3 separate regions of the Mus musculus genome follow, and all the other regions are linked to region 1. A link is a loop called in an ENCODE intact Hi-C map of the cell type or tissue named here. Cell type or tissue: heart. All regions are shown on one strand. Links, peaks and the distances in the headings refer to the core of each region. The heading gives the core; the rest is flanking DNA. Region 1 holds the start of Gm23405 (a small nuclear RNA gene). Region 2 holds the start of Park7 (Parkinson disease (autosomal recessive, early onset) 7). Region 3 overlaps Park7 (Parkinson disease (autosomal recessive, early onset) 7).

Region 1 (9,772 bases), core at 898-8,897:
GATCCAACTCACGATCTTCTGGGCTCCTCCAAGGGCTTGGGTCACTTCTCCAGCCCTGTCCTTTGTAGCACACACTTTGTCTTCTAGGCTCCAGCTGCCTGTACTCCATTGCTGCTGCTGTTCTTGGTGGTCATCTCATGGTACTGGCATCTTCAATACACTGCATGACCCCTTCAGTCTTGGGCCATCAATTCCAACTGAAGCTGCACCTTCACCAATGGCCTTCCATGGCCTCTCACAGTGCCAAGCCTCAGCCACTCTTCATGACCCCTTCGTGCCTTCAAAACCAGTACCACCTGGGTGACTCTTTCACATTACCAAGTCCTGCTGCAGCACGAATTAAAACCTTGGCTATCTCTGGAACACAGCCTCTTTGTGCTTTCAGAAAACATTTCCCAGAAGATGTCACCTCAATGATGCTGGTCTCTTTTTAATCACAGCTAATTTCTTAGCTCCAGCTAACCAGCATCAATAGTCCCAGTAATGCAAAGGTTTCACTTTACTAGTTCTGGTATCTTGTTAATCACAGCTGATTCTTCAGCCCCAGCTAACCAGAACCACTGAATCTTCACAATCAAAATAGCAATGGTCCTGAAAAGAGTCTTTAATCTTCCCTTTGAAACTTCACAAGCCAGGCCTCCATCTTCTGCACTGTTGGAAACATTATCTTCCAAGCTCCTACACAACATCCCACAGAGCTCTTAACACTGAATGGACCTGCTAGCCCAAAGTTCCAAAGTCCTTCCACAATCCTCCCCAAAAGATGGTCAGGTTGTCACAGGAATACCCCACTTCTGGTACCAATTTGTCTTAGTCAGGGTTTCTATTCCTGCACAAACATCATGACCAAGAAGCAGTTGGGGAGGAAAGGGCTTATTCAGCTTATACTTTGCACACTGCTCTTTATCACCAAAGGAAGTCAGGACTGGAACTCAAGCAGGTCAGGAAGCAGGAGCTGATGCAGAGGCCATGGAGGGATGTTCCTTACTGGCTTGCTTCCCCTGGCTTGCTCAACCTGCTCTCTTATAAAACCTAAGACTACCAGCCCAGGGATGGTCCCGCCCACAACCCCCAGAGGCTGTTCCCTATATAATCCAGACATTTTAGTTACCTACCCTCTCTGCCTCTTTTGCACCTTTGGCTTCTGGCTCTGTACTTGGCTCTCCTCTCTCCCTGCCCCCCCCCACGTGCTTCAGGGTCAAGACCACTCCTCTAGACTCTCCCAGATGTGTCTGCCTCTGGCTATGCTCTCCCAGGTGTCTATAATAAATTTTCCCTCCACCATACGTAGGAACGGGCATGTCCTTTTATTTTTTTTTCCTTTTTATTTATTTATTTTCATCCAATGTCATGTGTGTGCAGGTGCCCACCCAGAACAGAAAAGGATGCCGAGTCTCCTGGAGCTGGAATTACAGTCACTGTAAGCTGCTCTCGGTGAGTCCTCTTCAGGAGCAACAAATGCTCTTATTTTCTAAGCCATCATTTCAACCCTGTCTCCTACTTAAACAACAACAACAAAATAACAAAAGAGACAGGTTCTTGCTGTGTAGCCCAGGTTGGCCCCACACTCCCAACCTTCCCGACTTAACCTCCTGAATGCTGAGATTATAGGTGTGTACCACCATGCTTAGATGGAACATGCTCTCTTGCAGAGCCAGGTCTTTCTGTGCAGTCGTCTACAAGGATAATCATGTAGACAAGATAAAAACAGGAGCTAAGTCTGTAGCACACTCAGAGATCACAGGAAAAATGATCAAGGTCACTGAGAAATAGTGTTGGTGCTCCAGGGTATGCTTGACAATTGATTGATTGATTGATTGATTGATTGAGACACTGCAGGATGAATTTAGGCTTCTCAACAGCAGGGGATCATCTGTTGAAGGTCTGAACTCTGAACTGCTTTTCAGAATCTCTCTTTCTCTCTTTTTTTTTGGGGGGGGGGGTGGGTCAAGACAGGGTTTCTCTGTATAGCCCCGGCTGTCCTGGAACTCACTTTGTAGACCAGGCTGGCCTCGAACTAAGAAATCTGCCTACCTCTGCCTTCCAAGTGCTGGGATTAAAGGTGTGCGACACCACGCCCGTCTTCTCTCTCTTTTTTTAAAGATGTATTTAATGTATATGAGTGCACTGTAGCTGTCTTCAGACACACCAGAAGAGGGCATCGGATCCCATTACAGATGGTTGTGAGCCACCATGTGGTTGCTGGGAATTGAACTCAGGACCTCTGGAAGAGCAGCCTGTGCTCTTAACCACTGAGCCATCTCTCCAACCCCTCTACATAAGTTTTTACTCATTTACTTTTACTTTATGTGTATGTTTGTGAGACTGCTTGAGTTTATGTACACCACGTGTGTATGAGGAGGCTGTGGAGGCCAGAAGAGGGTGTCGGATCCCCTTGGATCTGGAGTCAAGTGTGCTGTGAGCCCAGCTCCTCTGCAAGAGCAACCAGTGCTCCTAACAACTGAGCCATCTCACCACCTTCCTAAGCTGCTATTTTTAATGGGATTTTTTTCCCATTCATATCATTGTGTTGTGCTTGATTTAGAAAGACCAAGGTTTCTAAATGTTTGTTGTTCCTATCAAAACATTTAAACGACATTTTAATTAATTTTAGCGTGTGTGTGTTGGGGGGGGGGCGGGGTGAATACCACAGTGTGCATATGGATTTCAGGGGACAGCTTGCAGGAGTTGTGGGTTCCGGGGGACCTGACTCAGCTTGTCAAGTACCCAGGTACCCACGGATGTCTCGCTGGGTGACAGGTACCCATGGAGCCCTTTGAATGACCCTTTGCTGTGTCAAGACAGTGTCACTGTGCAGGCCTGGCCCACCCTGGAACTGACTGTGTAGATCAGCTGGGCGAGGCTCACTGTTGCCTGCACACCTTAGATGTTGTGATGACTGATCAGATGCTAACACACACACCTCTGGCAGGTTTGCATGTAGAGAAATGTGTTTAAATCAGGCCTACAGTGACAATGTTCTTGTTTTAAGACAAGATTTTTTTTTAACTACACTGCTTTTGTGTTTGTGTGTGTGTGTGTTCATGTGTGTGAGCATGTGCACATGAATGTCATGGTACAAATGTGGAGGCCAAGGGACAATTTGCAGGAGTTAGTTCCCTCCTCCTGTGTGGGTCCTGGGGATCAAACTCAGGTTCTCGGTAGCCCAGGCTGGCCTCTAACTTACTGGGTAGCCGAGGAGTCACCCTGAGCTTCTCCTCCAAGCGCAGGGCTCCCAGTTCTCCACCACACCTGATTCTAATGCAGTGCTGATCTTCGCACAGGTGAGGCCAGCACAAAGGCAATGAGCTATGTGTCATCCCCAGCCCTGTGTTGACTGTGTGTGGGCAGTGAGCCTCGCCCCTTTCTATCCCTTAGAAGTGACAGGGAAGAAGTGAGTCAGAGTTGACCACAGGGCAGGAAGCTCAGGATAGACCGTATCAGAAAGTGAAGGCTTCAGGGATGCAATGCCTGTTACAATCACTAACTGGTCAATCATCGTTAATTCAAAGGTAACCACCATCTGACACGGTTAAAACTGGGAAACAGCTCTTGCAAAGGAGAGACAAGAGTTTGTATTGTCCAATCTGTTTCATTTGCAAAAATCACTAGTTTGCTTAAGAATTTCAGATCTGAGGGACTGGAGAGGTGGCTCTGCAGTTGAAAAGCACTGGCTGCTCTTGTAGAGGACCAGGGTTTGGCTCCCAGCATCCACACAGCAACACATCCACTGCCTGATACTCTAGCTCCGGGGTGGGGTGGGGGGATCTGATGCCCTCTTCTGGCCTGCATGGGCACCAGCACACGGGTGCATGTGTACACACGCAAAGAGACGCATAAAATAAAACTTTAAAAAAAAAATAATTTCAGAAGCAATTAGATTAACATGGCAGTAAGTAGACTGCTCCCTCTACTTTCCAGGCCTGCCTGTACCCCACGGAAGTTGGAACATATTGGAATAACTGCACCCATGGCTGTCAAGGACTACCTGGGCCTCTGGACTAACATGGCAGGAATTGTAACTTCTTCCTCAGCTTTCTCAACGGCAGTTTTATTTATGCATTTCCTTTCTTCAGTCTGTTTTGGTAAATTATGCTTTTCCTAGAAGATTGTAATAGGTTTTCACCAGCGCGATAGGCCAGATCAGATCACCGTAAAAGTAAATAGGTGCACGTTTATTGGGCGCAGCTCCTGGGTGGGTTCGCAGGTCCCAGAGAACAGAGCCAGGGAAACCACGAGCCCAGGCTAAGGCCAGGGGGTTTATAGATCTCGGGCGATGATGTATCAGCCAGGAGCCGGAACTGTGCCCAAATATAGTCAAAAGCTGATCGCTTACACGGGTGGGCTGGCAGATTGCATCAGCTGCTGGAAATGCGGAACTGAGATTTGGGGGCCTTTTGGGGGGGGGTATCCGAGACAGGGTTTCTCTGTGCAGCCCTGGCTGTCCTGGAACTCACTCTGGAGACCAGGTTGGCCTCGAACTCAGAAATTCACCTGCCTCTGCCTCCCAAGTGCTGGGACTAAAGGCGTGCGCCACCACACCCGCCTTTGGGGCCCTTCTTTTGTTCAGAGTTTTTCAGTGTGCGAGGGTTTGGGCGGAGATTAGACGGGGCTCCCCAGGCCACGCAGGGGTGAGCAGTGGACTCCAAGCTCCAACCAAACAGCTTGATCATTTTTTTCCTAGCAGGAATCTCTTCCTAGAAATCGTGTGTGTATGTGTGTGTGTGTGTGTGTGTGTGTGTGTGTGTGTGTGTGTTTATGTGTATGTGTTTACATGTATATGTGTATGTAGAGGTGCCTGTGGAGGACAGAGGACAAACTTGAGTGTCGTTCTGCCCTCCACGTTGATTCCTTGAGATGAATTCTCTTTCTGGCTAGGCTGGCTGGCCGTCAAGCGCCATGGAGCCAACTGCTCTCCATCTCCCCGTGCTAGAATTGCGTCTGCGCAGTAGGTCACCCAGCCTCTTGACGTTGGCTCTGGGCTCGAACTGGAGTTCTCCGGCCATCATTTTTCCACAGTGAGCATCTCACCAACGGAGTCTTCATCTAACCATTGTTCCTGGGTTTTTGAGACACAGTCTGGACACATAGTTCGGGCTAGCTTAGAACTCAATGCTGAGACCAGGTTGGCGTCAAACTTGGAACAGTCCTCCTGCCTTAGCCTCGGGAATGCTAGGGTTATAAGCACATACCAGCAGGCTTGGCTCTAGCAATTTCTTGGAACATGGTGAGATTTCAGGCTACATTAACTACATGGAGCTTGGATCTGAAACAGCCCGTGGGAGTGCCGCCGTGAGATGGGTTCCATCCCCAGGACTGCATACACCCTGTGTGGTGGAGGCAGGAGGATCAGGAGTTCAGAATTAGGCTGATCTACATAATGAGCCTGGGTTACATGAGACCATCTCTCAAAAACCAAACAAAGCCACGTGTCATGCATGCTTTAGAATGGTCTTAGTTACTTAAATTGCTGTCTCTAATTTTCATTCTCTGCCCAAGACCATGTTTTCTTCTGATGGGCTGATTGCACGTGGTTAGGAACTTCCTGGTTCCGTCTAATTGAGACCAAGTTAACATCTGAGGGTATAGACCCTGGCCAACAGTGTGATCTCCTTAGTCCCCAGAAGATGACCATCATTTTCCCTTCTTGTCTGCAAGAAGACAGGTGATAATTAAATGACTCCTGGCACCTCTTCATCCTGGAGTCTCCCTGGTCCCAGGTAGCCACCCACACAATGGTGGTGTCTACCGCCCTCTTGTGGCGGAGGGAGTTTTTGTTCTTTCCAGTTTCTCATCTGACAAAAAGTTCCAACAGCAGGGTGGCAGAAGTGAGTGGGTGAGTGTGGGTGTCAAATATTTACATCTGAGCATCGCGCTAAGTGACATTAGGGGTAAATGCGGAGGAGGATCCAGAGACCCCGGTAAGCTGAACACCTTTAAGCAAGATCCAGGTTGCCAAATGAGGTGGGTTTGGCCAAATGCTGCTTGTTTTCTAATGTTAATTTGGGTCCCCAAAACTGCAAGTAGTGTCTGTAAGTAGCTTCTGGGAACCTGCCCCCAATGGAATCTGACTGTTAAATAAAAATGCCAACAGCCAAGCTGGGGAGGACAGACAGAGGTCGGGTATTTTTAATTTCCTGGGGCTTGGGACAGACGGAGAAGGGTAGCTACCATGTGAAGGAGCCGGGAGAGTGTGGCCAGAGAGGATTGCCCAGCTGGGTCCAGGGCAGCGAAGAGAGAACAGAGATTATTGGCACGTGGAGGTTAGGCAGTGGCCCAGCTATTGAGCTACTTAAGGCCTATCAAAATATAAAGGCTGTGTGGGGGGAGGGGGAGGAATGTCTTTCTTTGGGGAACATATATCATTGAGGCGGGTGGTGAGCCTGCCACTGGGACTTATTAATTAATTATTTAATTCAACAGCCAAACAACCAGAGACCTGTTTCAGCGTGTTGAAGAGCCCAGATGCAGATCTCAACAGAGAGTTACCCACGTGTCATCTGTCATCGGAGATGCTCTGTACAGATATGCCCAAAACAAATATGGTGCTCACGACTGAAGACCGGGCTTTTCTGGTTTTGTGATTTGAGAGACTTTGGGATCCTAGAATGAAGGTCTTCTGGTATTTATATTGGAATATGGTTTTTTGTTGCTTTTGCTACTGTTCAAGTTTTACGACTTGTTTTCATTTATGTATGCATTTGTGTAGAAAGCATACCAAGTGTATGCAGATGCCTGCAGTAGCCAGAAGAGGGCGTCAGATCCCTGGAGCTGGAGTTACAGGTGAGCCACCAAGCATGGGTGCTTGGTTCCTCTGCAAGAGCACTATGCACTCTCGACTGCGGTTCTAGTGGATATATTTTTTAAATCATCATCATCAAAGCTGGGCAGTGGCGGCGCACGCCTTTAATCCCAGCACTCGGGAGGCAGAGGCAGGCGGATTTCTGAGTTCGAGGCCAGCCTGGTCTACAGAGTGAGTTCCAGGATAGCCAGGTCTATACAGAGAAACCCTGTCTCGAAAACAAACAAACAAACAAACATCATCATCGTCAACATCATCATTATTATTTAGTAGTGGTGTTACGGTATTTTTGACTACATGCGTCTCTGAACCACATTGTGCAGTCCCCAGGCAGGCCACAAGAGGGCATCAGATCCCTTGGAACTAGAGACCTATGAGCCACCATGTAGATCAGCCCTTTTCAACCTGTGGGTCGTGACTGTACAGCCCTTTCACAGGGTCGCCTAAGATTCTCAGAAAACACAGATATTCACATAACGATTCATAACAGTATCAAAATTACAGTTGTGAAATAGCCACAAAAGTTATTTTATGGTTGAGGGTCACCATGACATGAGGGACTAAAGAGTCCCAGCATGAGGGAGATTGCGAACCGCTGATACAGATGCTGGGAACTGAAGGCGAGCCCTCAGTCAGAGCACCAAGTGCTTGTACTCAGTAAGCGACCTCTCCAGCCCCGGAAAGGAGACCATGTGACTGCTGAGAGCAGAGCCCACGCCCTCAGCCAAAGCAGCAAGTGTTCTCAACAGCTGAACTGTCCTCCAGTCTCTACTGTAAACTTTTATTATGTGCGGTTTTTAGAGATCTCCTTTAGGAGGGTGTGGGAACGCAGCCCCCACTACCACAGATTACGCAGTTAATTTCCCACGTGTGGGGGGGATCTCGGGGGTCAGCACATCCGAGGGCAGCGGAGGAGCCTCACACCGGGAAACCACCTTGTGGTCATGGTGTGCCCCCTGCTGGGTGACTACGGATAAGCTTGCCCGACATATACAGTAAAGACATGTGCGTGTGATTCGTGTTTAACTCTGTTCACCCCAGAAGAATTCTGATTACTGCTATTTATTACTTAGTCTTAAATTCATACAGCATGCAGTATTTTTTTTTAATTAAAGCACAGAAAAACAGTTTAAAGAAAAATCTAGTGGGCTGATAGTGAAGCCCAACTGCTGAGCACCTTGGCGAGAGCCTGGTGCACAGCTCAAACTCAACTCTAGGTGTTGCTGTGGAGGGCTTTTCCACAGTGCTTATCCTTATTTTTATTATTATTATTATTATTATTATTATTATTATTATTATATTATTATTATTATTATTACTTATTCACTTTGCATTCTGCTCACTGCCCCATCCTTGTCATCCCCTCCCAATTTTTCTCCCCTCCCTCTCCCTCCTTCCCCTCTCCTCTGGGAAGGTGGGGGTCTCCCTAGGTATCCCCCCACCTGGCATATCAAGTTTCTGCAGGGCTAGGCACATCTTCTCCTACAGAGGCCAGACAGGGCAGCCCAGCTAGAAGAACATATCCCACAGACAGGCAACAGCTTTAGGATAGCCCTCGTACCAGTTGTTCGGGACCCACCCACATAACCCAAGCTGAACATCTGCTACCTATGTGTGGGGAGGCCTAGGTTCAGCCCATGTATGCTCTTTGGTTAGTGGTTCAGTCTCTGAGAGCCCTAAGGGTTAGTTGACTCTGTTGGCCTTCCTGAGGAGTTCCAATCCCTATTCCCTTAGAGGCTGCAATCCTTTCTCCTCTTCTTTCATAAGAGTCGCCAAGCTCCACCCACTGTTTGGCTGTGGGTCTCTGCATCAGTCTAAGTCAGCTGCTGGGTGGAGCCTCTCAGGAGAGCCTTTCCTAGACTCCTGTCTGAAAGCATAACAGAGCATCACTAATAGTGTCAGGGATCGGTGCTTGCTCATGGGATGGGTCTGAAGTTGGGGCCAGTTATTGGTTGGCTATTCCCTTCAGTCTCTGCCCCATCTTTGTCCCTGCATTTCTTGTAGACAGGATACATTTGGGGTCAAAAGTTTTGTGGGTAGGTTGGTGTTCCTACCAATCCATTGAGGTTCCTGCCTGGCTATAAGAGGTACCCTCTTCCAGTTCTATATCCCTCATGCTGTGAGCCACAACTAAGGCCACCCCCATTGATTCTTGGATACCTACTTAATAACCCCAGGTCTCTGTCTCTTCCTGGAGATGCCCCCACCCCTGTCAGTTGCAGAATTCCATTCATTCTCCTGGCTATCTGACCATCTCTCCAGTCCCTCCCCAAACTTGATCCCGAACACCCCCATTCCCATCCCCTCTACCACCCAGTCCCCTCCCTCCATCTGCCTCCTATGACTATTTTATTCCCCCTTCTAGGTGAGAGTCAAGCTTCCTCACTGGGCCTTCCTTCTTGTTTAGCTTCTTAGGGTCTGTGGAATGTAGCGTGGGTATCCTGTACTTTATGGCTAATCTCCACTTATCAGTGAGTACATACCATGCTTGTGCTTAGGGGACTGGGCAGGGAGATGCAAGTCAAAACAACTCTGAGATTCCATCCTACACCAGTCAGAATGGCTGAGATCAAAAACTCAAGTGATACATGCTGGTGAGGATGTGGACCAAGGGGACACTCCTCTATTGCTGATGGAGTGCGAACTTGTACAAACACTTCGGAAATCATTTGGCAGTTTTACAGAAAACTTGGAATATTTCTACTTTAAGATCCAGCTATACCACTCCTGGGCGTATACCCAAAAGATGCCCCGCCATCTCACAAAGACACTTGCTCCACCATGTTCATAGTAGCTTTATTTGTAATTGAAGTGGAAATCTAAGGGTTCTTTGGAAAGTCAGTTGGATGGTGTTTAGCTGAAGCAGACGCAGGAGAGAGGATGTTCTACTAAAGCAAGCATGTGAAAGGACACGTGATGAAGGATTCTTTGCTAACAACACGCAGGTGTTGGTCTACCTTTCGTTGCATA
Region 2 (9,772 bases), core at 1,184-9,183, 54 kb after region 1:
TCCCAACACCCTCCTATATCCATCCACTGACACACACCAGGACTAACTCCTCCCATCCTGGTATGACTGTGTGTTCCCTTAGACAGAATATGGAAGGTACCTGACCCTCTCCTCATGATTGGACAAGGTTTGTGTCTTTCCATGAGACCTGCCCAGGCCTATCTGTATCCTAGACAGAAATGTCTGATAGATACCACTGCACCAACCAAGAAGATGGCCTGTTTCTCCCTGATGGGTCAAGGACTGAGGAGGAAAAGGAGGTGCCACTCCCGAGGAAACAGAATGTCCTGGAAGGACATCCATGACCTGGTAGCTGCACAGGCCTCTCTCTCCTCCACTCTAACAGTTGTTTTTGCGATTCTCCATTCTAACTCGGCTACCACCCAGCCCCTCCCTGATCTTCCCAACACCCACCACTGGAGAATTTTTGTTAGAGAAACCTATTGTAGATACAACAGAGTTTCAGGAACAGGAGATTGTCCTCCAACAGTGCCAGGAGCCTTTGCTCCTTCTGGTCTGGGTTCATCAAGTCTCTGAAACACACATCAGCAACCCTGCTGAAGTCACTACCAGCCAGGTTCTGCCTCAGTACCAAACCAGTCCCAACCTAGAGGCAGGGCTCTGAAGATTTCTCCCCGTTACAAAACAAGGGGGGGCGGGGGGGGGGGAGAAAGCCATGAGACCAGAGGAGCCAGCCTGGAGCTAGAGCCAGTTGAGATGTGACCAAATCCTGGAAATCTTGTCCTGAGATTGGCAGGAGGGGCTTTCACCATGGAGGAGGTCACGTAGCCGGAAGTCAAGCTAAACTTCCTTTCCCCTTATAAGGTCATGTCCAGCAGCACCTATTCCTGGAAGCAGAGCCTGAATGACGCACATTAGGTCTTACAGGCCTGGAGCCTGAGGCAGAGAGGGGTTAGTAATTTGCTCAGGAATACTCAGACTGCAAGGGGCTGGGTTTAGCCTCTGCAGGCTGACACCAGAGGGGGCAGGGTTTCCAAGGGCAACCAAAGTTGAGGGAGATGCCCGGATGGAACCCAGGACTTCTCATTCAGAAGCCAACCTGAGCCCGGGACAGGAGAGATGACTGACTCCGGATCTGCTGAGTAGGTTTTACTCCTGTGAATGAAAAAAAAAAAAAAAAAAAAAGAGGGGGGTTGACTCAGTGATTTGAGGGCACAGGCTGAAACCACAACTACGTGAATGAATACCCAGAAATGGAGAAATGAATACCCACCCACCTTCCACAGACGTGACAAGGAGCAGCATCAGAGGCTACATGGAGCCTCACTTTTACAAATCCTGGCTAGGAGAGAGAGCTGTGTGCTACTGGCTGGTCTTCTGAGCATCCAATCCCTGACTGGAAGGAATCTAAACCCCTCTTCACACACACACAAACTCTTTTTATCCTAGCTTCATTTCTGTTGCTGTAATAAAAACATCCTGGAAAAAAAGACAACTTAAGAGAAGAACTGCTTATTTTATCTCAGGACTCCAGAGCACAGTCTACTCAAGGGGGCTCACAGCAGCATGAATGAGAGACAGCTGGTCATGACATATCCACAGTCAAGCAGAGAAGAATGAATGGGCGCATGTTTGCTTGCTTGTGCTCAACTCAGTTTTTCCTCTTGGACGGCTGCAGACCCCTGCCTAGGGAGTGGTGCTGCCCACAGTGGGCTTGGTTGGTCTTCCTCCATCCACTAACAATGTGCCCATAGGCCAACCTGACCAAGATGGTCCCTTATTAAGGACTCTTCCCAGGTGATTCTAGGTTGGGTTAACAGTTAAGCTAATCACAGTGGTACAATGTAAACTTGATATGTTCGGGGTTCAATTCTCAGAAACAAGAGGAAGAAATCAAGAGCACGTGACCAAAAAAAAAAAAAGCAAATAAATATAAAATATGCTGTGTTTATTTTAGAAAGTAATTGAATGTCACTCAAAAGAAATATATTCACCGGACTGCGGTGACAATTGTGACAAGCCCAACAGAATCATCTGCAAGCAATAACTAGAATTGTATGACTTTTGTGTATCAGGTTTTACCACTGCACGGGGGTGGGAGGTGGGAGGTGGGAGGTGGGAGAGGAACAGGGAGGGATAAACAGGAGGGGGACATGACACACACACAAGACACTATCCAAACCAATCCCCAAATTCACCTGATTACTTCATAGGTTCAGCTCTTGTCAACTATGATTCAATTTTTATTGTTATTCAAATAAAGAACAAGACAATCAGGAGGTTGATCCCTCTTCTGCCCTCTTTATATACTCCCAGTGGGCCTGGCCTAGCCATTGGCTTGACAGACTGGTCAGAGAGCCCAGAGGATCCTGGTCTCCACCACCCCAGTGCTGGGATCACAGGCACATGCCAGAGTGTTTGGCTTATTTATTCATTTACTACATGAGTTCTGGGATAAAAAGTGAGTCCTTGAGTTTCTGCAGCACGCCTGTGGACACATCTGAGCCATGTCCCCACTACCCCTGAGCTTTTAAATCATCATTTAAATAATTTCAGATTAATCTAGCTCTCCCTGCATGTCCGTCTCCTATTCTCTTACATTTCTTTCACGATGAAGGACTGATGTATAAGCATTGCTTTTTGGTTTGTTTGGTTTTTTTTTTTTTTTCAGTTAAATGTTACCACACTAAATCAAAGTTTTAAAATACCTGTGTGCAACTTGTCTTACACACACACACACACACACACACAGAGAGAGAGAGAGAGAGAGAGAGAGAGAGAGAGAGACTCATTATATTCAACCACAAGTAATTTCCAAGATTTATATTATCGTAATTAAGTTTTTCTGGGAGCTTCCAGTATCACTTGGAGGCAAAGTGTGTGTCAACTACCAAAAATAGACACATAAAGTGTTCTTCTCAAGTCAGCAAAATCACTCCACCCAGCATCCGTGGGCTGTAGGAGCATCCACACCTGGTCCTGACTGCTTCTGCTCAGCATGCCACCTTGTGTTCTCCTTTCTTGCCTGTCAACACAGCAAATACACGCTGTGGCAGGCTGGCCTGTTCATGGCTGCTCTCTAGTTTGAAATACTCTTCCTCCCACTGTGTGAGTCATACCCCAATCTTACTCATGTTTCCATCTCAGAACAGAAAAAATAAACTCTTGACTGCTACAGATGCACACACACACATTCACCTGTTCATCCTCTGGGGTCCTTCATGGAATAAATAATACATACTACACACACACACACACACACACACAGAGTGAAGTGCTGCATATAATAGCAACAGACCACACACACCAGCCTGGTCCCAGAAGGTGCTCGCTTAATGATGTTGATGCTGAGTGTGCATATGTGCGTCTGTGACGTCCATACAAAACCGACAATGGAGTTCTCAGAACAGTTCTCCGTCATCAGTGACACAGATTGGGTATTATCTTCTCTGCCGTCAGTTTCTCCCCACTGAACAGAATCTGATAACCAGGGAAGGACACTGTTTGTCCACTGTTCCATCCCTTGGACTCAGAGAACAATATATACTGCCATGAACGTCTTCCTGTTTTGTGAGGCGTGTTTGGACACAGCACTGCTTCACAGCTAGGAGAGGAGGGAGCAACATACGTGATGCACACAGCTTTATTGTTTTGGGACAAAGGGCCTTGAGACTACAGATGTTGAGCCAAGCTGTGGAATGTGGATGAAATGTGGCTGGCACTCTTCCTATTAATTGTAATGCCTACCTAGGGGTCATTGCCCAAATCTGCAGATCAGAGAACTACAAATAAGCACGCCTCACCCAAGGATTTCTTTGTCCTGGGGGGAACCACTGCTTAACCTACAACAGAAAGGTCCTAGTTATATTTAACTAATATCCATCTTGACTGTGTGTCAAAATCTGTTCCCCAAGGAAGGTCGGGCCACTTGTCCTCAATGAGCTAATTAAGCGTTGAATTAACAGTAAAAAGCAGAAAGGGAATTCGGTAAACTGTCATTTTCTGGCCAGCCCATTTGCAGTAGTCGGCAGCAAGCGCGTCCCACCTTCAAGCCGCCTTCTTGCCCCGGAAGTCCGCAAGGTCGCGGTACTCGGTAACCCCAGGGTGCCCAGGGACCGCAGTGTCCTCCCCAGAAACTTTCCGGCTGCGAACCGGGTCGGAGTGAAGCTGCGCAAGCGCACTGAGTCCCGCAAGAGCAGTTCGCGCGCCCGCCCACTACGATTAGGCTCAGCCAATCGACGGCAGCGCCCTGACGGAAGTGAGCCGTGCGCCTCTGGCGGTCAGCCGACTCACTTCCGGCAAGCGTTGCTCTGTGGGAGGCGTTCTGGGTGGTCCACCCCCGAGAAGCGTTCACAGCGTCCCGGCCGAGGCGAGGCGGGTCTAGTCCCCTCGCAGGTCTCCGAGTCAGAATTTCCCCCTGCGCCAGCGTGGCCTTAAAGGTCAGAGCTCGCCCACTCTCCGTTCGCGCCGACCTGACCTTTCGTGGGCTCCGAGGGGGAAGTTCTCCGCGATATTGAAAACAGGAATATCAGCGGGGCGTGGTGGCACAGGTCTTTGATGCACAGTACCCGGGAATCAGAGGCAGGAGGATGCCCGCTAATTCGAGTTCTAGTTCACTGAACTGCAATGTGGGACAATCTCAAAAAAAAGTTTTTTTTCTTTTTTTGGTAAAGGTCCCAAAGGCCTTTCCTCTGTCTGATATCTGCGATTTAGATTAAGGGAAGCATTAAAGAGTTGAAAATGTTAACTTCCCGCTTACAGATGGCACGTGCTATAGTCACGATCTGCACAGACGGCCAGTGTTACAGTCACGATCTGCACAGACGGCCTGTGTTACAGTCACGATCTGCACAGACAACAGTCCTGATGTGAGCAATGAGATTAAATATGTCAATTGCTTCAACTCACCGACTTACTTGAAACCCAAGGGAGGTTTTAGCTTGTACGTCTCCCCACAATGCATAATGACCTGAGAAACATTGGGTGAAAAAGTTGGTGGATGGCATGGGGCGTCGTCATGACCAGAATTACAGCAGTATATTTTGGTAAATGGTTGGGGGTTTTTTTGGCTTTGTTCTATGAATACGTAGTGAGAAATATGTTTGAGCTGTCCTGGGCGTTACTGGCAGTATTAACTAATACTGGCAGCCTGTGTGTGGTGGGCAGAGTGTGAATTTTGGCTTCAGAACATCAAAATTTGCCCAAGACTGCAAGACCTTATAGAGTCATTTTATTTTCCTCTTCATATCTGTAAAATGAAAATTATGATACTGTATCAGTCACTCTCTCCTTGCTGTGGCAAAATACCTGACAAGAAGTAATTTAGGGAATGGACGGTTTATTCTTGCTTACAGTTGGAGGGGCCCTGGCCCGTCGTGAGGGAAAGACATCCCTGCAGGAGCCTGAGCTTTGGTCACACAAGCAATAGATCCGTGAACACCAGTGCTCAGAGTCCACGTCTTGTCAAGTTGACAATATTAACCACCACAGACAGACACCTTCGAAAGTCAAAGAGAAAACAAACAGCGTCCTAGCTAGAAGTCCTGAGACCGAGTCGGGGGTGTGGCACATGCTTTTAACCCCAACACTTGAGAGGCAGAGGAAGGCAGATCACCATGAGGCCAGCCTTGGCAGAATAAAGAGTTGGGGTAGGAAGGACTGGTGGGCGATGAGCTCCTGCTGTGTCAGTCAGCAGTTACTTGATAGCAAAGTCTGTTGTTCCACCGGTGTCATTTGAGGAACCATGGCAGTTGCTTTCCGTCAGGCCATGGCTCTCCAAAGCTTTGCTCAGTCCTGGGCTGACATTGCCTTGGCAAGACTGGCAGAGGGAAGGGAAGGAAGCACACCCTGCATGCAGCTGGAAGGGGGAAGGATTATTTCTGGGGACACAGGGATAATCCAACTCCCAGAAGTAACAACATTCCAGGATTTTAAAAAATATTTATTTTTAATTATGTTCTTCTTTTGTGTAGTTGTTTGTGTGTGTGTGCTCCTGTGTGTGTGTGCATGTGCTCACATACAAGTGAAAATGCTCTTGGAGGTCAGAGAGTGGCATGGGAGCCCTTGACATAGTCGTTCCAGGCAGCTGTGAGCCACCCAATGTAGGTCTGGGAACTGAATGCAGATTCTCTGCTGCACTTAACCACTGAGCCATTTTTCCAACCCCAATATGTGTGTTTTAAAACTGTGCACAGGGTATTCACTGGATAAAACCAGACTGCTCTGTTTCAGTTCCTGCTGGTGGTGTGGAGATGTCAGGAGTGTGAACTTCTGTGTCCCCTCAAAGTGTTGTCATGGCATTGCCACCAGCCCACCACGGGTCTTACCTTTGTTTTTTTTTTTTCTTGAGTTTGTTTCTTGCCACAGCAGCCAACCTCTCAGAGCCTTCCTTTTCTTGTTCTTCCTTCTAGGCTCTGGAGTTTGGAATGAGGGGCCCTGACCCATGGCTATGCAGGCTACAGCTTTAGCCACATTATTGCTTTGAGACAGGCTCTCCCTCAGTTGCCCAGGCTGGCCTGGTACTGGAAATCCTGCCTCAACTTTCCAAATGATCCTGTCTAGAGGTGCAGGAATGGGTTCATAATCTCTGCAAATTAGAGACTTAGGAGGCAGAAGGATGAGTTACCACAGATCTTGGGAAGTCTCTGTGGAGTTATCATAGAGACTGTGGATAATCAGGATCTCTTCATTACTAAAATAATTTAAGACTGGATCAAATGGGAGCTTGAGGATAATATAGCAGAGTTTAAAAGAAAAACCCCAGCTGGGTGTGGTGGCGCACGCCTTTAATCCCAGCACTGGGGAGGCAGAGGCATTCGGATTACTGAGTTCGAGGCCAACCTGGTCTCCAGAGTGAGTTCCAGGACAGCCAGGGCTATACAGAGAAACACCCTGTCTTGGGGGGGGAAAAAAAAAAGCAAACAAAAAAAAAAGAAAACCCCCAGAGAGTCAAGCTATTCATCTTGAAGCTACCCGGAGTAAGAAAATAGAAAAGTTAAGATGGCACTGAGGTCAGCACATGGCTGCAGGGGTCAGCACATGGTAGCAGGCAGCTACACGATGCGGAGAGGAGCTTTAGAAAAGAGTGAGGAAGCCAGCGTCAGAAAGAGAAACAGAAGAAAAAGGAACAGTTCTGCCTTTCCATTCCAGAGACTCCAGAAAGGAGATGCACACCTTCTCAAGGTGAAGCTGCCTTCATGGAGTGTCCTAGTGGGGTCCTGGACTGCACCACTGAATTAAGCCCTAAGGGAAGAGACAAGGGCCTGTGTTCCCCTGGAGGCAGGTTTCACTCCTTACTTAAGTACTTGGGGTTGCAGGCATGAGCCACCAAGCCCAACACCCTCTGTGGATCTTGAAGCTCACATCTGACAAGCTGTCCTGGTCTTCTTTCTGTCACTCCAGCTTTCCGTACCTTCAAAGCTGAAGGGGCTGGCTCTGTCTTTTCCCTTTGCACATAGTGAAGAACCAGTCCATTCCACAACTCCTAAAGCAGTTGCCCAAGTTTTATTGTATATATACATGACTTAGCAATTTTTAAGAATTAAACTACTCCTACTGTAAGAATTTCCAGTTTGAAGCTGGGCGTGGTGGCACACGCCTTTAATCCCAGCATTCGGGAGGCAGAGGCAGGCGGATTTCTGAGTTCGAGGCCAGCCTGGTCTACAAAGTGAGTTCCAGGACAGCCAGGGCTACACAGAGAAACCCTGTCTCGAAAAACCAAAAAAAAAAAAAAAAAAAAAAAAAGAATTTCCAGTTTATAAGATTTCCAATATGAACCTATGATGGAGGTCAGCCAATGTATGTGAGGTATTCAATCTCCATATAGGAAGGAAAGCAAGTTTATATCCTGTCGGGGGTTTGTATAAAAAGTACTGAGACTTGCCAAACGAGCTGGCTTTCTCTGAGGTGGGTACAGATAGGACCAGGTGAGGGTGGGTCTCCCTCCTGTAAGCTGAAAGATAACTATTAAAAACTCAGGAGAGAGCCGGTGGGAGGGCTCGACAGGTAAGGGTGCTTGCCACACACCGGAGGATTTGAGTTCCATCCGAGACCTTGTAGTAAAGAAAGAACACACTAAGGCGAGTGGTCTTCTGTGAGTTTCCACGTGCACCCTTTGGCACAGGTTGAGATGCACACACAGTAACTGTCAACCCAGAAGTGTAAAAAGCTGAAATAAAATGAGATAATTAAATAATTTATCTTATCGTAGATGATAGCATTGCTCCAACCCGAGGGTGCAGTAGGACATTTTATTATTTGTGTGCATATGAGTGCAGTGCCCGTGGAGGTCAGAAGATGGCATTAGATCCTCAGGATCCGGAGTTAGGCAGTGGTGAGTCTCCCCAAATGGATGCTGGGAACCGAACCTGGGTCCTTTGCAAAACCAGCAAGAGCTCTTAAAGCTTGACACCGTCCTGTGACCCAGGGGACAGGGTGACCAGGCCTAGCTGGGAGGGACAGGCCTGGGATGACGTGGAACGAAGACTAGCAGGCCAGGGGCAAATAGAGGGGATGTCACAGTAAGGGGCAAGAAAGGCAAACGGTCCACAAAAACCGTAATGTAAGACGGCTTCCAAAAATGACTGAACTTCAGCCTGTGAATTCGCATGTGCTAGGATTACAAGTGTGGGGTTCAGGCTGTAGCCCAGCCAGGCCTCAAACTCGGAACCACTATCAACTTAAACGTCGAAGAGGCAGAGAGGGGCAATTGCGCAGGCGCCCGCAGGGTGGGCGGTACCGTTGTCTGGGGGCGAGATGGTACAAGCGCTGCGCAGCCGCAGTAGCCTCTATTCGCTCCTCCCCCCACCCCCACCCCGGGGCCTGGGCTCAGCCGGACATGACGCAGGCCGAGGCGGAAGCGAGGGGTTGTGCGCAGCCTCAGTGCGGGTGGCGCGCATGCGTGCTGGGTACACGTCGGGTGCGAGGTTCCTGCGGACTAGCGGTGGCTTCGCGTGGGTGGAGGAGGCGCGGCTGCAGGTCAGCGCCCTGGGGCTAGAGGCCGGGCTGTGATCCGCCCGCTGCCCCGGAGGGTCCCGGCTGGGCGGGCTGGGGGCAGCGGCCGCAGTGCATGCCGGGCCAGGCTCTGCACAGCATCCTCCGGGTTGGAGCGAGCGCAGTTACTGGAAGGCTTGACCAAAGTTGTGATGCGTGGGGAGCGTGCAGGGAAAGCACGCGGAAAGTGCCTCCGAGTGGCGGCTAGCTGTTCCCGGCCGCAGCAGGGCTGACCTCCTAAAGAGATAGTCCATCTTTATTAATCATTAGCAGTGTGGTCAGAGATTTAGCACCTTTGGACTCCCCCAACCCGGTCCTGACATTTTAGCAGTTTATTGGAACATCAACAACAAGAACAAAACCTTCGAAATTTACAAGTTGGTTTTTTACCAGTGAAATTGTGGATTTGGGGTTTTTTGTTTTGCTTTGCTTTTTTGTTTTGGTTTGGGTTTTTTGAGACAGGGTTTCTCTGTAACCCTGGCTATCATGGAACTCACGCTGTAGACCAGGCTGGCCTCGAACTCACAGATAGATACTCCTGTCTCTGTCTCTTCCTCCCAAGCGCTGAGACTAAAGGTGTGCGCTCGACTCGCTCCCCCTCCCCTCCCCTTCTCTCTTTCTCTTATTTCTCTTATTCTTTTCCTTCCCTCCCTCCCTCCTTCAGAGTATTTTAAGAAAACCAGCCTCTCCACAGTGTGACTGATATGCAGGGCCCGTTATGTGACCTGTCTTCGTTAGAGATTGGTCCTAAGAAAGCACAGTAAGGGAAAATGCAAAGAATACTAGCACACATTGGCAATCCCACATTTATTATTTTTTT
Region 3 (9,772 bases), core at 630-8,629, 66 kb after region 1:
ATATAAAGTCAGAGTGACACACCCCTCTTTTCTGTGGGTATTTTTTTTTTTTTTTAGATTTATTTATCATGTGTAAGTACACTGTAGCTGTCTTCAGACACACCAGAGAAGGGCATCAGATCTCGTTATGGATGATGGTTGTGAGCCACCATGTGGTTGCTGGGAATTGAACTCAGGACCTTCAGAAGAACAGTCAGTGCTCTTCATGGACCGCTGAGCCATCTCTCCAGCCCCACACCCCTCTTTTCTCAGGCTGGTCCCTGTCAGCTACCGGGTGTCTCTCCAAGGCCCGTGCTCCGTGTGGGTTCCTCGCCACTCAAGTGCATTTACACTACACATGCTCGCAGGGCCTCCTCTCAGACAGGTTCCATCACAGTTTTCTACATTTTAAATAAGACACTGTGTGTGTGTACGCGCACACCCAGGGAACAGGGTAGGGTGTTGGATCCCCTGCAGCTGGAGTTAGAGGCAGTTGTGAGCCACTGTGTGGGTGGCAGGACCTGAGCTCCTGTCCTCTGCAGGAGCAGCAAGAGTTCTTGACAACTGAGCCATCTCGCCAGCCTTCAGACCTGCAGTTGTTGTTTTGTTTTTGTTTTCTTTTTTTTTGTTTTTTGTTTTTTTTATTGGTTACAATGTTCCACCAGAGGGATACACCTTTATTTATCTGTTTCATTTTGGGTGGTTTGTTGTTGTTATTGTTTTGAGACAGGGTCTTGTGTACCTGGCTGGCCTTACACTGAGTAAGTAGCTGAGGGCAGCCTTGAACCCTTGACCTTCCTGCTTCTACCTCTTTCTATGGGTGTGCACTACTATGACTAGCACTTAGTCATTTTTGGTGTTAGAGTCAAACGCAGGGCCTCATGCTTGCTAAGAATGGGCTCTGCCACAGAGGTACATGTAGCTCCGCCCCCACCCCAGGCACACATAGTTTTCTTTGGCAGATACTGGGCTGCCATTTAACACAGTAAAAATGAAATGTTTCCTTTTATTTCCCAACTCGCAGGGACCATACGATGTGGTGGTTCTTCCAGGAGGAAATCTGGGTGCACAGAATTTATCTGAGGTAAAAGCTGCACAGTCATGCCTAAGCGAAGGGCTTGTGAGGAAAGTCGCAGCTTCTGCTTCGCTGTCTTGCGTTTGCCCTTCTGTGCTTCATGGGTGTGCTGTAGGCACAGGAGAGACAGCAGAGGTTGGCAGTGAGTGTCTCACGCTGCAGAGCACAAGTCAGTGGGCCCACGATCATGGAATTCACTGGTCTTACCACAATCCCCATCATCCTGAAGCAGCTGGTCTGATAGAAAGATGGAATGGCCTTTTGAAGATGCAGTTACAGCGCCAATTAGGTGGTAACAGCTTGGAAGGCTGGGGCAGAGTTCTTCAGAAGGCAGTATATGCTTTGAATCAGCGCTCGATATATGGTACAGTTTCACCCATAGCCAGGATTCATGGGTCCAGGAATCAAGGGGTGGAAAACGGAATAGTTCCACTTACTATCACTCCTAGTGACCCTCTAGGAAAATTTTTGCTTCCTGTCCCCATAACTCTAGGTTCTGCTGGCTTAGAAGTTTTGGCTCCAGAGAGGGGAGTGCTCCTACCAGGAGCTACAACAAACATTCCATTGAACTGGAAGCTCAGACTTCCCCCTGGTCATTTTGGGCTTCTAATGCCCTTAAACCAACAGGCTAAAAAAGGAGTAACAGTGTTAGGAGGGGTGATAGATCCAGATTACCATGGGGAAATTGGATTACCTCTTCACAATGGTGGTAAGCAAGATTGTCTGGAGTGTAGGAGATCCCTTAGGGCGTCTCTTAGTACTACCATGTCCTGTGATTAAAGTCAATGGGAAACTACAACAGCCTAATGCAAGCAGGATGACAAAGGACACTACAGCAAGGTTAGCCAGGTCAGTGGACCAGTGCTGCAGCAGCGGAGTGGGTTAAGCCTAGAAAGTGCTGCCTGCTCAGCCGAGGGTCCAGGACCGCTGTGGGACCACAGTGACAGTGTGAATGCAGGATGGCATCAGAGGCAGCCATTGCTTCTCGTTTCCAGCTCTATGTGAAGAGTCATGCAGGAAAGGAGGCAGGAGTAGGGAGTGGGCTGTTCCTTCTGGGGTCTCTGCCATCTGTAGCTGCTGAACCCCGTGTCCCCTCGCTTCTGCCTCTCCTAGAGCACAGGACAGGGTTACGTGCCTTGGTGACATTGCTTTTTCCTTCCTGTCGTCACTGTGGTGGGCCTTTCCCTTGGGGTGAGTGCCATTGGCCGGGCTTGAGAGCACAGACATGTTAGGAACCTGGCCACTTTTGTACTTCCGGGTTAGAGCGCTTTCTGGGAAACAGCTAGAAGCGAGTTAAGCTGGGAGTGAGGGTCCCAGCTTTCCCGTGAGAGACCGTGTCTCGATGGTGACTGGGTGCTTGGGTTCTCTCTCTAGTCGCCTATGGTGAAGGAGATCCTCAAGGAGCAGGAGAGCAGGAAGGGCCTCATAGCTGCCATCTGTGCAGGTGAGTAAGTGCGGGTGTGGAGCTGTAGCTGGCGAGGGGCTGGCCTGTCTCTGGGAGCTTGACTGCACACAGCTTGCCTTCAGGAAGCCAAAAGGCGCCCACACTGGCTGTTTGGTTTGGGTGGCATGAACTCGTGTCATGGCAGCACTGAGCCCAATTGTTGAGCTTTCTGTCTCTGTCTGCCCTAGGTCGCTAATCTGTGAAACTCAGTGTTTGCCCTGTTTGGTTGACCTCAGGGAAAAATCAGGCTTCTGGAATCCAGCAAACAGCTTGTTCCGGCGCATCTCTGTGCCAGCAGTTAGGCCTGCCAGGAGAGTCAGCAAGAATCTGACCGGCACAAACGCCACACATTTCCCCCGGCCTCGCCTGCCTGGGTGCGTGCTGAGTCTTGGCTTGGGTGCTCTTGAAACCCATGGCTTCAGATGAGCTCTCTCGTACATATCCTGAGCCTTGAGACTATAACAGTTTGCTTCCTGGCCCATTTCAAATCCTTGATGTGGCTTTCCTCTCAGGTGACGGTCTGGCATCCGGCGTCTTCCTCATCAGATGCCTTTTAAGTGTGTCACAGAACAGGTGAATCAGTGACTGAGGAGTGGATGGTTTTGTTTGGGGACCAAGGGACTCTATCTTAGCTCTGGTGCCCTTGCCTCCCCCAGGGGACAAAGCAGATACTGTAGAGACATCTGTGGCTGCTGTCTTACTGAAATGACATCAGACTGACAAGCGCCATCCTTCGGGCAAAGGCTGTGTGCTCCTCCCCTGTTTTAAGATCCTTCCTGGGAGCTGGAGAGATGGCTCTGCAATTAAGAGCACTGACTGCTCTTCCAAAGGATCCGGGTTCAATTCCCAGCAACTACATGGTGGCTCACAACTGTCAGTAACTCCGGTTCCAGAGGATCTGACACCCTTGTGCCAATGCATATAAAATTAAGTTAAATTCAAAACAAAACAAAACAAAAAATCACATTTGGGTTGTCTGGGAGACCAGGCTGTAACTGCCGTGCTGAGGGAGAGGCAGGGCTGCTGTGAGTTCAAGACCATCCTTAGCTACGTAAGAGAGCCTCTCTCCACTGAAGGAAAGAATGGAGGGAAAACATGTGGAAAAAGCTCTAAAAGTTCCCAGTTTAGGACCAAGCATAACTGAGCTGTATGTGCCTAGCATGTGAGAAGCTCCATTCAAAACCGACATACAAAGCCATTCTAACTCCCTGAAGTGACAGAGGTTGTGGGCATCATGGGATGCCACGATTGCATGCTTGAGAGCACATTAGAGAGCCACTGGGAGCACCTACGCATTGCCCTGGGCATCCCGTCTTAGGCTCCCACAGCTCTGACTTCCTGCCGTGCCGAGGCCCAGGGATTTCTGTTGGTTGGTGGTCTTGCAATCCCTGTAACCTGGACTGTCCTGACGGTGGGTACGAAGTCATCAGGGGGCTGGTGTCCTTCGCTGACCTGGGAGACCGGCCTCCCTAGGGTTTGCCTGGGTTTGTTCTTAGACTTGGCTGAAGGTAAACTGCAGTGTCATCGTGTTCCGAGTCGCTGACTGGAACAGCAGCAGCTGGCTCGCTCACTTGCGCTCAGTCAGACCTGAGGGCCTGGCCCTCCTCCGAACCAAGTCACTGTTAAAAAAAGAAACATTACTAGCAGACTGTCCTGTGTCACGGTCTCGGGATGATAAACAGAAAACTGGGGTGGCCCAGGCAGGGAGTGGAGCTCTGTAATGAAGCCTGTCTTCAATCAGCAGTCAAGAGTGACCGTGATGTTACAGTCAGGAGCTCCGTTGTTAGCATCACCCTCGGTGCTGCTGAGTCCAGAAGAAAGTCATCGCAGGGAGGCTTTCCTGAGGGGAGAGAAGGAAGCTTGCAGTGAAGCTTGTAGGTGGCCAGAAGCAGGGAGTGGAAGGACTTACCAGGAACCAGGACACCCAAGGACTTGTAGTTGGTGGGGTGTTCTTCAAGTGTCCACCAGGTGGCGCTGTAGGAAAGGGTGGGGTCTGCTGCCTTGAGCTTGCTGCCGGTTCCCAGAGCTAACTCTTGGCATGGCCTTCTTTTTGTTTGTTTTGTTTTGTTTTGATTTTTCGAGACAGGGTTTCTCTGTGTAGCCCTGACTGTCGTGGAACTCACTCTGTAGACCAGACTAGCCTCGAACTCAGAAACCCGCCTGCCTCTGCCTTTGCCTTTGCCTCTGCCTCTGCCTCCCGAGTGCTGGGATTAAAGGCGTGTGCCACCACGCCCGGCTGGGCATGGCCTTCTTTAGAGGCTCAGATAATGGCAGTGGTAAGTTGTTTTGTCTTCATTTTCAAATCAGGCCTTTGACCACATTAGTTAGTCACTTACTATGACAGGAAGGCGGCCGTGCACACCTTGCCCGGTGCTCACGGGGCTCATGGCGGGAGGATGCGCCTCTGTTGTGTTTAAGCAGTGGGATTTAGAGCCGTGACTGTTCAGACTCGGGTGTTTGCTTTAGAAGAATACTTCTGGTAAACTCTTTGTTTTGTCTTTGTTTTTCTGGGGCAGAGCCCTCTTTGTAGTCCTCACTGACCTGGGACACGCTCTGGAACTGACTCTGTAGACCAAGCTGGCCTGGAACTCACAGAGATCTGCCTGCCTCTGCCTCCTAAGGGCTGGGGTCAGGCGTGCGCCACCTCACACGCTGTATTTCTGTTTTACAGCACAGGTTCTCTCTCCCCTCTCATCTGTATATATACATCTTCTTCCTAGGTCCTACGGCTCTGTTGGCTCACGAAGTAGGTTTTGGATGCAAGGTCACAACACACCCACTGGCTAAGGACAAAATGATGAATGGCAGTGAGTATATCCCTCCCTCCCTGTGCTTCCCTATATGACAGAATCCTAGCCAAGTGGAGGGCTCCTGGCTCTGCACGCACTTCTCAGCGGCGCCAGCCCAGCCTCAGCCTGGCCACCAGAACCCTGACTCGACAGCGGGGAGGGTTGTGAAGTGCTAGTTTAGGTAGTGTTTTTACCGAATCCGTGACAGCAGTTTCAGCAAATGCCTTTTGCCCACAGTGCACAGTGCTGCAGACCTTTGGCAATGTCTTCAGTGGGCGGCCAGCTTGCTTGGTGATGCGTTTCCTTCCTATCAGCTAGGCATTTGAGTTTTATTAACCCTCTGAAAGCAATTTCTCTTTCTGGTGAAGTGAGCAGACAGGGTAGGAGGGCTGACGCGAGGCTGGATGCCCCTCCCCTTGCGCTTTCCTCCTTGCGCTTGTCAGTAAGGCCCGTGACGTGTCCTCTGTGACTCTAAAGCTCCGCTGTAGCCTTTCCAGGTAGTTTGTTATTCAGATCTAGTTAGGCCATTCTGCAGCCTGCTTTTGTGTTTGAGATGGGCCCTCACTGTGTTGCACAGGTAGCTTTGACCTGGACTGAAGCCATCCTCCTGCCTCAGCCTAAATGGGCGTGCAGGTGTGTGCCATATGAGGCTGCACCTTCTCACCTCAACCTCGTCATTACCTTTTTAGCTTTGGCAGGTTGACTTCACTGCTAGTTGGATTTCCTGTGTCTTGCTTGTTTCTTTGGCTCCTGGGTGTGGGCTGTGGTTGGTTTCTGCTTCTTTGCCTATGTGAACCCATGCTGTCGAGAAACTTCCTTAAGTTGCTATTTAATTTTCAGTTATGTGTGTGCATGAGGAGGTGTGCACAGAAGCCAGGAGAGGATGTTCTGTCCCCTGTGAGCCGAGTTACAGGCAGTGGTGAGCTGTCTGGCGCGAGTGCTGGGAATGGAACCCGGGTCCTCTGGCAATAGCGGGACATGCTCTAACCACTGAGCCATCTCTCCAGCCCTGAGAACATTCTTAAATACATACCTGGGCATAACTAGAGCTCCCTTTTTGAAGTAAAATAGTGTACACGCAGTTTTTAAAAGTTCGTACCTTTTTGTTTTAGAGGCTAAGATTCAGCAGTAGAGTGTGTGTTTGGTGTGCAGCGACACATGGAGTTGCTCTGTGACTGCACTTTCGCGTGTTCTTAGCTTTGTCCCAAGTGTTGTTTCCCTGAAAGCCTGTTGCTCTGTTTCAGTTATTAGAGGGAGACTGACTGTCAAACTGGGTGAAACCGCTCTGTTATGAGCTCTGGCTCTTGGGAGTTGAGTTTGTGTGAGCCTCAGGAAGTGAGGTCAGGGTAGGAAGGATGGCACGAACTCAGGCTGCGCTGTGCACCGTGTGCGCCATGTGTACCATGCGCACAAGGGGACAAAGCACATGCTGGTCCTGTGTCACCTGAGCTTCTGAAACACGGGTACTGAGGGCACACAGTGGGACCTCATAGCCTACACAGTGCCCAGCTTACCTGGAGCCTACGGTGTCTTGGCAAGGCAAGGAACCCGGCTCCCCTCCCCTCCTCTCTGTAATGAAGGCTCTCCCTCCCCTACATCATTGCCAGGGTCAGTAAGTCCTGGTTTTAGGACACTCTTTGTCCATTGTACCCTTTGAAAGCAGTCTGAGGGACAGTAGCCATCCTCCACGTGACTCTTGTAGGCGAGGTTCTTCTGGGGGCTCCGTAACACTTGGCTTGGGCTCCCCCTGCCCATGGCAGCAGCAGTAGTCCTCAGAAGTGTGTTGGATGAGTGAGTACTCAGGCAGCAAGGCCTGAGGGCAGGCTGAGGAGGCGCGTGCTCAGAGGCTGACTGCCTTCTCTTGAGGGATCAAGGGCCAAGGACTTGGGCTCTCTGGGCTTTGGGTCTCTATGGAAACTGCTCTGCAATGGTGTTCCCTGATTGTCATAGACAGGCCTAAGTAGTGAGTGCCTTTCTCTGAAGAGATTCTTTCATGTCTGCAAATCTATCCTGACCGCCAAATCCTCTTCCTTCCCCCAGGCTCCACAGCAGCCCCGGCTGCATTGGTACACTTTGTGAGGCTGTTCCTCACTGTGGCCACTAGGTGGGGGCCGTGGACAAGTGGTAACCCTGTTTGAGACCTTTAAACTTCCTGGTTAAGGCCGAGGCTGGGTTTCTAGTATTTGATTTAAAAGGTCTTGTCCTGGTTTAGCCATCAGAAAGTAGGGCTGGGTGAACCGAGACGTCCCTTCCAGTGGCGGTCTCTGTTTTCTTTACCGTCCTGTAAGTGGGAAGGTTCTGGTATGTTCTGTCTGGTCAGCAGATGCAGATGGAGTTTTGAATGAGATAGAGAGGCAGGCTCCTCCTGGTGTGGCTGCCCCGCTTGGAGGAGAAACGCGCTTCTGAGGGCTCTCAGTGAACTCTGGATGTCCTGGGTTCTTCATTTCGGGCAGAAACAGGGTACATGAAGCTGTGCCCAAGCATCTCAGGTTGGGGCCATGCTGGTGGTTCCCACAGGGCTGCATGTGGAGCTCCTGATCATCCTTGGTGTCCGCCCTCACGTCCGCACGTGACCCTGCTCCTGCAGGAGTCCTTGCCTGGAGGCCTCCCGTACTCTGGCCGCCCTCCCTTCCCAACATCCATCTCTTCCCTAAAGTTCTGTCTCCGACCAGCCCTTCCACTCCCTGCCTCTGTGCCAAGGCCCAAGCCCAGATATCCTGGGCAGAGGGTCTCCTACAGGGACCTGAGAGAGTGAGGTCCTCCACACAGTGCCCTCGGTGCGGAGGGAGACAGAGCTGGCCAGGGTGAGATGCTGGTGCAGAGCCCTTCTTCAACAGTAGAGAGACTGCCTGGGGGACTGAGTCAGGAACTTTGGACGAAACCTGCTTCCGTGTTCTGGTCAGAGACCGAGAACAGAAGAGACCCCAAGCACTTTGAATAGCAGATGATATAAGAAAGCAAAGGGTCCCAGCTGCTGCGGGTGCTGGAGGGGACAGGCAGCAGGCCCCAGCTGTGGCCCCAGCAGGCCTGCTTCAGGACCACACTAGATTGGCCCAAGGGCCGGATGCTGGGAACACGGCTAGGCTCCCGGAAAGCAACTCTGGCCTGTGGGGTGAGGGTGTGAGATGAGTAAGGCCCCAGAGGGCAGGCGGGTGCTTGGAGCCTGGGTCCTGTCGTACGAGACAGAAAGTGGGGGAGACGTGGGGAGTCTTGGTGGAGCCCACCACATTGTTTCAGAGGAACAGGGAGAGGCAGAGGAAGAGACCTCATGTGCTGGTCTTGTGTGGTCTGGGACTGCAGAGGACCAGGCAGTCTCTGTCCTCACCGCTGCCCTGCCTCTGCCACAGCAGCCCTGTGGCAAACAAAGTAGGCAGTGGAGAAGTCCATCACCAGTGCCCACAGAGCTCTCCCACGTGCGCTGTTGGTCCCTTCCAGCCACCCTTGCAGTCACTTTACCATCGTCCCCACAGTACCCGGTAGTCTGGAGGGCAGAGGAGACAGACCTCGGGAATGGCGGCAGCAGTGTGTGTAGAGTGACTGTCTGCTCCCTGTAGGTCACTACAGCTACTCAGAGAGCCGCGTGGAGAAGGACGGCCTGATCCTCACCAGCCGCGGGCCGGGGACCAGCTTTGAGTTTGCACTAGCCATTGTGGAGGCACTCGTGGGGAAAGACATGGCCAACCAAGTGAAGGCACCGCTTGTTCTCAAAGACTAGAGCCCAAGCCCTGGGCCCCACGCTTGAGCAGGCATTGGAAGCCCACTGGTGTGTCCAGAGCCCAGGGAACCTCAGCAGTAGTATGTGAAGCAGCCGCCACACGGGGCTCTCATCCCGGGTCTGTATGTTTCTGAACCTTGCTAGTAGAATAAACAGTTTACCAAGCTCCTGCCAGCTACCTTTGTGTCTGGGGTCTTTTGTGGCTGGCTACATTTGCAGGTGGTTGCTGTTGGTGCAGCTGCAGACTGACGGAGCAGCTCGGCCCCTCCTGCTGCGGAGACGGACGGCCTCTGATGGCGGGCGCTTCCTGGGCTCCTCAGGCGCTCTGAGAGTCACTGGGCTCTCACTGAGGAGTAAAATGTGCTGGGGCTGGGCCTCATCTGCCCTGACCATGTAGCCCAGGCTAGGCTGGTCAGTGGACAAGGCTCAGCTTGGGTATTCTCTTTCTCTGCTGGGATAGCCACGAAGGAACTTAAAGATGGAGTACTGGCAGCCATCTTGTCACTGTGAAGAAAGAACACACCTGCAGTCCTCAGGAGGGACCTGGCAGCTCCTGTCAAGAAAGCAAAGCTGGAAACTGCACATTGTTTTGAGACGGGGACTCACTATGTAGCTCTGGAACTAAGTATGTAGAGCAAGCTGGCCTCACACAGCAGAGGCGCGCCTGCCTCTGCCTCTTGAGCACTGGGGATAAGTGCACACCGTAATAAACACTAGTAAAAATAATACAGAGGGCTGGGCAGTGGTGTGCTCACCTTTAATCCCAGCAC

The links. A loop is a pair of places that touch in the nucleus more often than their neighbours do. Peaks named below come from ENCODE experiments on the same cell type or tissue, not always from the same donor. Only the 100,000 strongest peaks of a DNase experiment are listed, where the experiment ranks them.
Region 2: a loop joins it to region 1, with 2.3 times the contacts of the local background. A loop is called at or near these places in 12 of 42 quality-filtered maps.
Region 3: a loop joins it to region 1, with 5 times the contacts of the local background. A loop is called at or near these places in 7 of 42 quality-filtered maps.

Annotation. Positions count from the first base shown.
Region 1 is chr4:150,962,736-150,972,507 of GRCm38, reverse strand. Gm23405 (a small nuclear RNA gene) reads right to left here and starts at 7,773; the gene lies at 7,615-7,773. Gm30120 (a long non-coding RNA gene) reads left to right here. Exons shown (of 4, transcript XR_390979.2): 2 at 1,363-1,434; 3 at 3,922-4,085; 4 at 4,879-6,921. In heart, for the core only: CTCF peaks have their summits at 5,756 (motif pointing left), 7,134 (motif pointing right) and 7,786 (motif pointing left); a DNase peak (open chromatin) is centred at 7,167; H3K4me3 peaks cover 687 bases.
Region 2 is chr4:150,908,948-150,918,719 of GRCm38, reverse strand. It overlaps Park7 (Parkinson disease (autosomal recessive, early onset) 7), which reads left to right and starts at 8,799. Exons shown (of 7, transcript NM_020569.3): 1 at 8,799-8,937. In heart, for the core only: CTCF peaks have their summits at 4,240 and 8,905; DNase peaks (open chromatin) are centred at 4,169, 8,009 and 8,799; H3K4me3 peaks cover 2,871 bases; H3K27ac peaks cover 3,420 bases.
Region 3 is chr4:150,896,541-150,906,312 of GRCm38, reverse strand. It overlaps Park7 (Parkinson disease (autosomal recessive, early onset) 7), which reads left to right. Exons shown (of 7, transcript NM_020569.3): 4 at 1,004-1,063; 5 at 2,429-2,498; 6 at 5,219-5,305; 7 at 8,842-9,180. The coding sequence ends at 9,002. Among named protein-coding and RNA genes, the nearest start is that of Park7, 8.5 kb to the left of the region's middle. In heart, for the core only: CTCF peaks have their summits at 4,242, 4,449 (motif pointing right) and 7,385 (motif pointing right); DNase peaks (open chromatin) are centred at 4,102, 4,432, 7,110 and 7,382; H3K27ac peaks cover 910 bases.